2 separate regions of the Homo sapiens genome follow, and region 2 is linked to region 1. A link is an interaction called in ENCODE POLR2A ChIA-PET data of the cell type or tissue named here. Cell type or tissue: PC-3. All regions are shown on one strand. Region 1 overlaps LIN9 (lin-9 DREAM MuvB core complex component). Region 2 overlaps PARP1 (poly(ADP-ribose) polymerase 1).

Region 1 (5,000 bases):
AAAAAGTTCCTTTCAGTCTGAAGAACTTTTTTGGCATTACTTCTAGCATTTTTTCTGATATGAAGTTGGCTGCCATCCATATCAGTGCTCCTCTTACATAATATGCTGTTTTTCTGTGACTGCTTTTAAGAGTTTCTCTGAAGATTTTCTGTATTGTGTCTAATGATGGGTTTTGTGTATATGTGGGTATCCTGCTTGGGGTTCAGAGTATCTTAGATCTATATTTTTGGAAAAATTTCAGCTTTTGTTTCATCTAATATTTTTTATGTGCATCGGCACATAAAATAATGTCCCCTCTCTCCTGTTTTTACGGGGACTACAATTACACATATGTTATCTTGCTTAATATTGTCTCAGAGGGATCTGAGGGTCTATTTTTTTTTTTCATTTTTTTCCTACCTGTTTTCATACTTGGATAATTTCTACTGATAACATTCTCAAGTTCACCGACCCAGTCTTTTAGTGTTTCCAATTTGCTTTTAAGTTCATTCAGAAGTTTTTCTTTTCAAATATTATACTTTTCAGTTCTAAATTCATTTTCTTTATCTGAAAAAATGTCCATTTATTCACTCAGATTTTCTCTGTTCATTATATTTATATTTACATTTAAGTTCACGAACATGTCTTATGATAGCTATTTTGAAGTCACTGTCTGCTAATCCCAACATCTGAGTCATCTCAGAGTCTATCTCTATTGATGGCTTTTTTATTGACTTATGGAATAGTCTTTTTTTCCCCACAAGTACAGCAATTTTTTTATTGTATGCTACACAGGGTGTTGAATTTTTTTCTTGTAGACAAAAAAAATTACTGGCAGATCTTTTCGATCCCATCACACTTGCTTTTATATTTTGTAGGGGCTGGTCTGTTTCAGTTATGAACTTATTTAGAGCATGTTTACTCCTTAAGGAGGCCCTGTGAACTTGATATAATTTCCATAAGTCACAACATATCATTATTCTTTTGATTTTTTTCAACCACTTACAAATATAAAAAGTATTCTTAGCTCACAAACTATGCATAAATAGGTGGCAGCCTAGATTTGGCCTATAGGCCGTAAGTTTGCTGACCCCTGCACTAGCCCAAAGAGAAAATGTAAAACATTGCTTTAAAAAAGCTCTAGGCTAGGCTGGGTGCGGTGGCTCACACCTGTAATCCCAGCACTTTGGGAGGCCGAGGCGGGTGGATTATGAGGTCAGGAGTTCGAGACCAGCCTGACCAATATGGTGAAACCCCGTCTCTACTAAAAATACAAAATATGTCGGGTGTGGTGGCGTGCACCTGCAGTCCCAGCTACTCGGGAGGCTGATGCAGGAGAATCGCTTGAACCTGGGAGGCAGAGGCTGCAGTGAGCCGAGACTGAGGCACTGCACTCCAGCCTGGCAACAGAGCAAGACTCCGTCTCAGAAAAAAAAAAAAAAAAAAAGAAAAAAAGAAAAAATAGCTCTAGGCTGGGTGCAGCGGCTCACGCCTGTAATCCCAACACTTTGGGAGGCCGAGGTGGACAGAAGATCACTTGAGGTTGGGAGTTTGAGACCAACCAGCCTGGCCAACTTGGTGGAATCTCATCTCTACTAAAAAAATTACAAAAATTAGCCAGGCGTGGTGGCGGGTGCCGGTAATCCCAGTTACTCAGGAAGCTGAGGCAGGAGAATTGCTTGAACCCTGGAGGTGGAGGTTGTAGTGAGCCGAGATCACACCACTGCACTCCAGCCTGGGCAACAGAGCAAGACTTTGTCTCAAAAAACAAAAACAAAAATAAAAAACACAACACACAAAACAGCTCTAGTAATTTTCTCACATTTTGCTATAGCCTGTCTAACCTATTCTCCACTGTAACAAGAGTACTTACATAAAAACACTACCTAAGATTTTCAGTCTTGTCAAATAATATCACCAGTTCTTAAAATTCTAAAACAATGAATTTCTAAGGATTTCCTAATGAGTCTGAGAGTCACTCTTCACGTCAGCATTTCTCTGGCATAAATCAGTATGTCAGCATTAGTACTTATACTAGACTTTATTGCTGTAGTTATTTATATGGAGTTTTTACAACTAAACATTTTTCAAATATGCTGTCTACCCATCTCATCCCATTTCCACCTCTACTTCCAGACTAGTTTTAAGACAGAGATCATATCATCTATAATCTGTTGATTACACAGTGAGTTGTCAATATACACTCATTTATTACCAAATCTAGTCTCTCCTAGATAAACTGTGTTTGCATTTCATATGCATGATTCAGTCTCTTCTCTATTTTCTACCTTTCATCTTAATCGTTTTTACAATATAATGGAAACAAGTACCACTTTTATAGCCAGGAAAAATGATATAAATATGTAACTCCAGGTTCCCTTCCCTCCAAAAACTATTCTCGAATTACTCCAACCATTTTTCAATGGTTGAAGTACAATTACTCAGTACAATTACTAGCCTATTCTATCCACTTAACTCCTTATTTCTTGTATTACATATATTGTAATTTGCCTTCACCAAGTAATTAAGGATTAACTTAAACCTGAGATTTTGCACTTTCTCTCCATGAGTACACAGAATCACATCTATAAAACGGACAAAATTTACACCCCTATAAAATGTTGAGCAGACTAGTGAATAATTTAGTTTTATTCAATCATTAGAAATGGACTATTTCTAGACCCAAAGTCCACGAGAACAATGGTATTTGTGAACTAACCAGACAAGGCTAGTTAGGAAAGGAAAACAAACAATGTAGAAGGAAAATATAGAATAATTAAAAATAAAAAAAATTTACGGCCAGGTGTGGTGATTCATGCCTGTAATCCCGCACTTTGGGAAACTGAGGCAGGAGGATTGCTTGAGCCCGGGAGGTCGAGGCCACAGTGAGCCAAGATCCAGCCTAGGTGCACTCCAGCCTAGGTGACAGAGGGAGACTCAGTCTCAAAAAGAAAAAAAAAAAAAAAAAAAACTTTAAAATAATACATAGCTATACTTACTCCAATAGATTATTAAATTTCATCTTTGTAGCAGTTGGCTTTAGTTTATATTGTAGTAGATGTTACTTTGAACCAATACACTTTTTCCCAATTACTTTAAAAAATAGATTTCATGCATGAAGAAAGAGTAACTTCTATAGTAAATTGCACAGAGCTACAGTTTAAGCTTTCTAAATTTAAAAGCCATTTCTCGAATAGAGATTATCTGGGTTATTTACACCTTCAGAATTTTGTCCCATGTGTACGTGTAAACACATTCTAGTGAAAAATCAAAGTCACTAAGGAAAAAAAATATCAAGTGATGTGTACTACAGAACCCCTACTCCATCCCTGAGCATCAACCAGGCTCAGAGAGAGTTGAGGGATAGGGATAGGGTGAGGGTTAACGATGTCTATTGTAAATATTTCTTGGTAATTAAAAATGAAATAAAATAAGAACCAAAGAAACAAAAAAGATTACCTTGATTAAAAATTACAAGTCAAAAGAGTAATTAGCTTGTTTTCACTTACCTGTAACTTTCGTTCCAATAACCAGAGGCAAAGGAATTTCATCTGGGAGATCTTTGAATTGTGAAACATCTGCAACTTTCCTTTGTTGTAAGAGCCTTATTTTCTGCCGTTTCTGTTTTAATGCTGATCTCTCTTCCTCAAAAAATGCAGAAGAACATCTAGAATAAATTATAAAAAACATACAAACTGATAACTACCCCATATAAAAACTTAAAATCTTTTTTTTTTCTTTTTTTGAGATAGAGTCTGGCTCTGTCATCCAGGCTGGAGTGCAGTGGCACAATCTTGGCTCACTGCAACCTCCATCTCCGGCTCAAGCGATTCTGGGCTCCACCTCCTGGACTCAAGTGCTGAGATTAAAAACTTAAAATCAGCCGGACGTGGTGGCTCACGCCTGTTATCCCAGCACTTTGGGAGGCTGAGGCGGACAGATCAATTGAGGTCAGGAGTTAGAGACCAGCCTGGCCAACATGGCCAAACCACGTCTCTACTAAAACTACAAAAATTAGCCAGGCGTGGTGGCAGGCGCCTGTAATCCCAGCTACTCAGGGGGCTGAGGCAGGAGAATCGCTTGAATCTGGGAGGCGGAGGTTGCAGTGAGCTGAGATTGCGCCACTGCACTCCAGCCTGGGCGACAAGAGTGAGACTCCATCTTAAAAAAAACAAAAACAAAAACAAAAAAACCTTAAAATCTATTCATCTCACCACTCCTTTTTTTCTTCTCATTAAGTATACTGTATTCAAAAATAGGTTCTTAGATTGTTTCTGGCCGGGCGTGGTGGCTCATGCCTGTAATCCTAGCAGTATGGGAGGCCACGGCGGGTGGATGACCTGAGGTCAGGAGTTCGAGACTAACCTGGCCAACATGGCAAAATCCCGTCTGTACTAAAAATGCAAAAATTAGACAGGCGTGGTGGCAGGCGCCTATAATCCCAGCTACTCAGGAGGCTGAGGCAGGGGAATCGCTTGAACCCAGAGGGCAGAGGCTGCAGTGGGCCAAGATTGAGCCACTTCACTCCAGCCTGGGTGACAGAGTAAAACTCCGTCTCAAAAAAAAAAAAGAAAGGCCGGGCGCGGTGGCTCACGCCTGTAATCCCAGCACTTTGGGAGGCCGAGGCGGGTAGATATCGAGGTCAGGAAATCCAGACCATCCTGGCTAACATGGTGAAACCCCGTCTCTACTAAAAAAAAAAAAAAAACCAAAAAACAAACAAACAAACAAAAAAACCACAAAAAATTAGCAGGGCATGGCGGCGGGTGCCTGTAGTCCCTGGTACTTGGGAGGCTGAGGCAGGAGAATGGCGTGAACCCGGGAGGCTGAGCTTGCAGTGAGCCAAGATCGTGCCACTGCGCTCCAGCCTGGGCAACAGAGCGAGACTCCGTCTTGGGGGAAAAAAAAATTGTTTCTTTTTGGCCAAGCATGGTGGCTCATGTTTTAATCCTGGCACTTTGTAGTCCGAGGTGGAAGAATTGCTTGAGCCCAGGAGTCTGAGACCAGCCTGGGCAACATAG
Region 2 (5,000 bases), 96 kb after region 1:
TTCTGAAGGTCGATCTGAGGAGACAGGGGATTTCGCTCTGAAAGCTGGGCACTGTGCAGTGTGATCGCAGGAGAGCTGGACCGGGCAGCCCACCCTCAGGCCCCCAACAGGAGCAGTCAGGAGCCTGCTGGGATTTCCTGAGGACACCAGTGACCCAAATCCAGAGTCTGTAGCCCCACCCCACCATGAGGGATGGCAGTGTGTCTGAAGATTCTTGCTCACTTCCTTTACGGCTGGGCTTAGCCAACCATGTCTCCTCTGCCCCTATGCCCAGTTTCAAACAGTCCAGCACGTCTGGACGAAGATATAGCATAATTCCCATCCAATTCTGATGTGCAGATGAGGGCTCATAAATCATGCTGACCACCCCACCCAGCGGCCTTCCCTGGGGTCCCAGAGCCAAGGCAGTTAGTTAAGTGCACCCCTGGGTTCCCACCTGGAAAAGAACCAAGAGTTTTCAAGTGTTGAACACTATTTTTAAAAAGGACACACTCCTGAACTTATGGACTTACATTCAAATCAATGCTGTCCCTTTCAGATCAGTCACCTCCAACAAATATTGCTACTGCTCATATCTTGGGAACTGCCTGCCATCAAGAGAAGCTGCAGTGGAAGAAGCATGAGATCTGCAGCCTTCATTTTCCATTTGTTAAGTGGGGCCACCTTCCTTAAAAGGCACTCACTCCCTTTTGCGAGCAGCCCTGCCTATTTGGCTCAGCCCCTGCGTGGAGACACCTGTGTACCAATGGGCCCCACACTCTGTATCCTGAGACATCGTCTCTGGGGCTTTGCCAATAGACCCTTCTGAGCTCCCTGGGGGCCGTGACTGCGCCTTTCCATTTCTGCATGTCCAGCACTTCCTGCAGTGCTTGGAACAAAGAACTGAACAAGAATCTTAGAAATGGAACTGCTATGGTGATAAAATTAAATAAAAGGATGTGAAAAGTGCTCACAGCTCATCAGACACCTACCAGGAGCCAACAGCTTCTAATAACATCCACAAGCCCTGGCATGGGCTTCCCTGTACCCTCAACACTGCAAACTCCATCCTAAGGGAAGATCTGATTTCTGGCAAGAATTAAGTAGCCGGAGCCACATCTGGGGAAGAAGGTGGATAATCTATTTCAAGCCAAGAACAAGGTACAATAAAAGAACAGAGTGACTTTGGTATGGACCCTCAATCAGCTCTGAAAGCAATTCTCAAGAAGGAATCCCAAAAGAAGTTCTGACGGCAGAGCATGGCCAGAGTGAGGGCAGAGCTCTGAAGGGCGCGACATTTTCCACGCTGTATAATTCTGGTGTTTATGTAAAAAAAAGAAAATACCTAGTTTCCCTAATTGTACACCCCTCAAAACATACGCACAGACTAAAAATAAGAGGTGGGCTCCATCCACACAGGCCGCCCTCACTACTGGAAAAGAAACTCAGGCACAGCGCTGGACAGCGGGCTGGGAGCAGTGGCTCCACAGCTGCCCAGTTGAGAGAGAAACAGAAAAGTGGGAGAAACACCTTGGCACTGGGGACCCACGAGCCCCAGCTGCAGCCAGGAGGAGGCTTCTAGGGCTGCAGCCTGGAACCCTGCCCCCTGCCATGTGTCGTGACTGCCCGGAACCCATTCCCTTCTGGACTCAGGATGTGCCCTCCTCACAGGGAGAGTCAGGTTCCCCTGGTGCTGGGGATGAAGCCCCGAGGGCCACTGTGTCTACTTCTCCACATGGTTACCCCAATCCCACGTGGACCCCGCTGAGGTCAGGAGTGGGCACCCCGCTTTCCACACACTTCCAGCTAGCTGCCTTTTAGCTTGTTTCAGCAAGCAGCGCCCCTGTCCCTTTTCTTCCTGCTAAACTAGTTACCTGTCCAGTGAAAAACATTAAAATGTCATTTCAGGCTGGGGGCCATGGCTCATGCCTGTAATCCCAGCACTTTGGGAGGCTGAGGCAGGTGGATCATCTGAGGTTAGGAGTTCAAGACCAGCCTGGCCAAAATGGTGAAACCCCATCTCTACTAAAAATAAAAAAACAATTAGCCAGGCACAGTCGTGCACGCCTGTAGTCCCAGCTACTCGGGAGGCTGAGGCAGGAGAATCGCTTGAACCCAGGAGGCAGAGGTTACAATGAGCCGAGATCGTGCATTGCACTCCAGCCCAGGCGAAGAGAGTGAAACTCCGTCTCAAACCAAACCAAACCAAACCAAACACAAAACAACAACAAAAACAACATTTCACAGGAAAGGACTTGGGTTTGAGAATAGCTGAGAACGTCTATGAATCACAGATAGACCAAGGTGTGGGAGACTGGAAATGAAGTGCAGGACTTCAAAACGTGAATGAAACGAGCCCCTCTTCTCCCTTACCGTAGCACCTCTCAACCTTTCCCTCCACCTCCGTCCCTCATTCTCAGTGAGCCCACCCATAAGTTGTTCACACTAGTGACCTCATAAACAAAAGTCAGATCACACAGCGATTTCAACAAGCACAGCGAACAAGCCCTGGCCATTTTTTAAACCCGTTAGAGGATGTAACTCAACACTCCACTCTACAACAGCACAGGCGTGAGCATTCCTGCCAGGCTGAGCTCTTGGCAGGGAGATACGGGGTTGGCCCTGATGTCCATGCGGCTTAGGCTGCCAGTGGTTTATACTGCCCAGTTTTGACCCCCTGTCCTCCCAGCTCTAAGGCAGGCCAGGAGGTTCTAGGAGGAAGGACTTGGGAAGACAGCAGAACGTGAGCGTGAAGGGAGCAACCCCATGGAGAAGGGTGGAATGCTTAAGGCTGATCTGAGACTCTTAACCTCCACTGGTTCCTAGGAGCCTAGAACAAAGGGAATAACCAAATGCATCACAGCTGCTTGTTTTTCAGAGCAGCCTGAAGCTTCTGGGTTCAGCAGCTAGGGTAGAGAGGAGAGGGTGTTTGCTGGCCAGGTGGGACCACCTCTGCTCTGAAGGCCCCCAGGGTCAGTACTTAAGAGCTCTGATGCTAGGAGCAGCAAGAACAAGGGGGCCGCCCTTTTGCACTCATCTCCCGGGCGGAGAGCGGAGATGAGAAGGAGAACAGACAGGAAACACGGAGCCTCTGCCTGCAGTCTCTGCCATTCTGCCCTGGACAGAAGCATGACTAATCCAGCAACCACCACCCCCACCCCACTGCCAACCTTTTAAAAACTGGTATGAATTTTATCTTACGAATCAAGCGTCACAGCAATTTTCTTTTACTCTAAGTGGGCTATCTTGCACTTCCCATGGTAACTCCAGTTGGTTGGTTTGGTTGGGCCACAAAGGAAGCATGGCTAATACACCTTGCCACAGCATGAAGAAGGGGAAAAATACAAAGGGTGGGCCGGGCACGATGGCTCACACCTATATTCCTAGCATTTGGGGAGACTGAGGTGGGTGGATCACTTGAGCTCAGCAGTTGGAGACCAGCTTGGGCAACAACATGGTGAGACTCTGTCTCAGAAAAAAAGTACAAAGGGGACTAGGGACCAGGAACAACTCTCTCCAACACAACACATGCTTCACTGCAAATCAAACAACCCTCTGCAAAAGTGCAACCACTCCAGGCCCCAACACTCACACAATTTAAGATTGAAGGACAGGTACAAGAAGCTGACAGCCAATGTATTGTTTTTGAAACAGAAACAAGAACAGGCAGACAGCTCTTCACTAGCTCAGCAAATAATCATCCACAGCAAATGCTCACAGATAAAATGATAAAGCGCAATAACCTCATACTCCACCATGGCTTTCTTCATACTTTCCACATCAAAGATCATCTTGATGAGGTCCTGAACTGGCTTGGGGAGCTTGGACTTGGTGCCAGGATTTACTGTCAGCTTCTTCACTGCCTCTTCATCCTTCAGGAAAAAAGCACATTGCTAAGAGACCCAAATCAACAACTCAAGCAAGGTATCTGCGTCTGTGGGGCTGGACTGCAGACAAAGGACACAGGCTAGAGTGCCACCAGCAAAAAAAGCTGAGTGTTAATCAAAAAGGTGTGGAAAACAGTGGCCAGGATGAGTGTGCCTGATGCTGCACATGGGTCAGACTCTTCCTGTGCCTGCCCTGAAGTTCTCTTGGCTGCTCCAGATTCTTATTCTAGTTGCCACTGCAGCGTCTGCATGGGCTGACCCACCCTGGGGTTGCTGGTCCCTGCCTGGGAACCTGTCTAGTGCCCACTCATGCCCAACCTGGAAGTGCTGGGCAGCTGTAGAAGCAAACTTTGGAGCAATGGGACATGAAACTGATGGACAAATTCCTTCTCTTTTCTCTTACACTTCCTCACACAAGGGCCAGTTGCAAGACTAAGTTTATATAGCCTTCTCTAAATTCCCAAAGTACCAAGCAACCAGTCCCATGCGCTGCCAGCCAGGCTGACAGTGTTAAAGCACATCGTAGCATTAGCTGTCCGTCCTCTTCCTAAGCTGCCTAATAGACTATTGAGACTCCACCCCCCACTGTCTGAAGAACCCAGGTTATATCAAGATCACACTGTACTGAAACTGCTTTAACTCTTTAGACTTGAACTGTATGAGGGTATAGACGGTGCTCTGTCCAGCACAGTGTCCCTAGCAACTAAAACGGAATTTGGTATTTGGAGTGAAAGGAATTGGCACTGGGCTTTGAACCTGGAATCAGACTGGCTTACCCAAGAGCTAACTTGCGTTGTTAGTGTTCATGGCTGCTGCTGTCACCTTCATAGTAGACCTACTCTCAGTGTTGAAACACCATCTTAAATGTACTCTGTTATCTTCTGGGTGTAACTTCATTGGAGGGCAAAGTATCTATGTGTTCAAAACCCCTATTTAAGTGCATCTACCTTATGACCCAGTACCTACTTGTAATGACAACAATCACAGAGGCACACAAATATTTAAATGTATATCAGCATCATTACAGTAAATGCCCAGAATCAATCTAAATGACTAACAGGAGGCAGGAAGCTGTTCTGATTAATGATAAATTCCAGCCCACGCACAGGACGGGATTCAATGCAGCCTTAAATA

Evidence for each region. Peaks named below come from ENCODE experiments on the same cell type or tissue, not always from the same donor. Only the 100,000 strongest peaks of a DNase experiment are listed, where the experiment ranks them.
Region 2: POLR2A ChIA-PET joins it to region 1 with 11 read pairs; 4 of 35 experiments call an interaction of 5 or more read pairs at or near these places.

Annotation. Positions count from the first base shown.
Region 1 is chr1:226,274,287-226,279,286 of GRCh38, forward strand. LIN9 (lin-9 DREAM MuvB core complex component) reads right to left here. Exons shown (of 15, transcript NM_001366245.2): 7 at 3,489-3,646. Among named protein-coding and RNA genes, the nearest start is that of LIN9, 32 kb to the right of the region's middle. In PC-3, no CTCF peak of the experiment used is centred here; no DNase peak of the experiment used is centred here; H3K27ac peaks cover 292 bases.
Region 2 is chr1:226,370,504-226,375,503 of GRCh38, forward strand. It overlaps PARP1 (poly(ADP-ribose) polymerase 1), which reads right to left. Exons shown (of 23, transcript NM_001618.4): 14 at 3,723-3,851; 15 at 1-14. Among named protein-coding and RNA genes, the nearest start is that of PARP1, 35 kb to the right of the region's middle. RefSeq lists enhancers at 1-66, 817-876, 897-966. In PC-3, no CTCF peak of the experiment used is centred here; no DNase peak of the experiment used is centred here.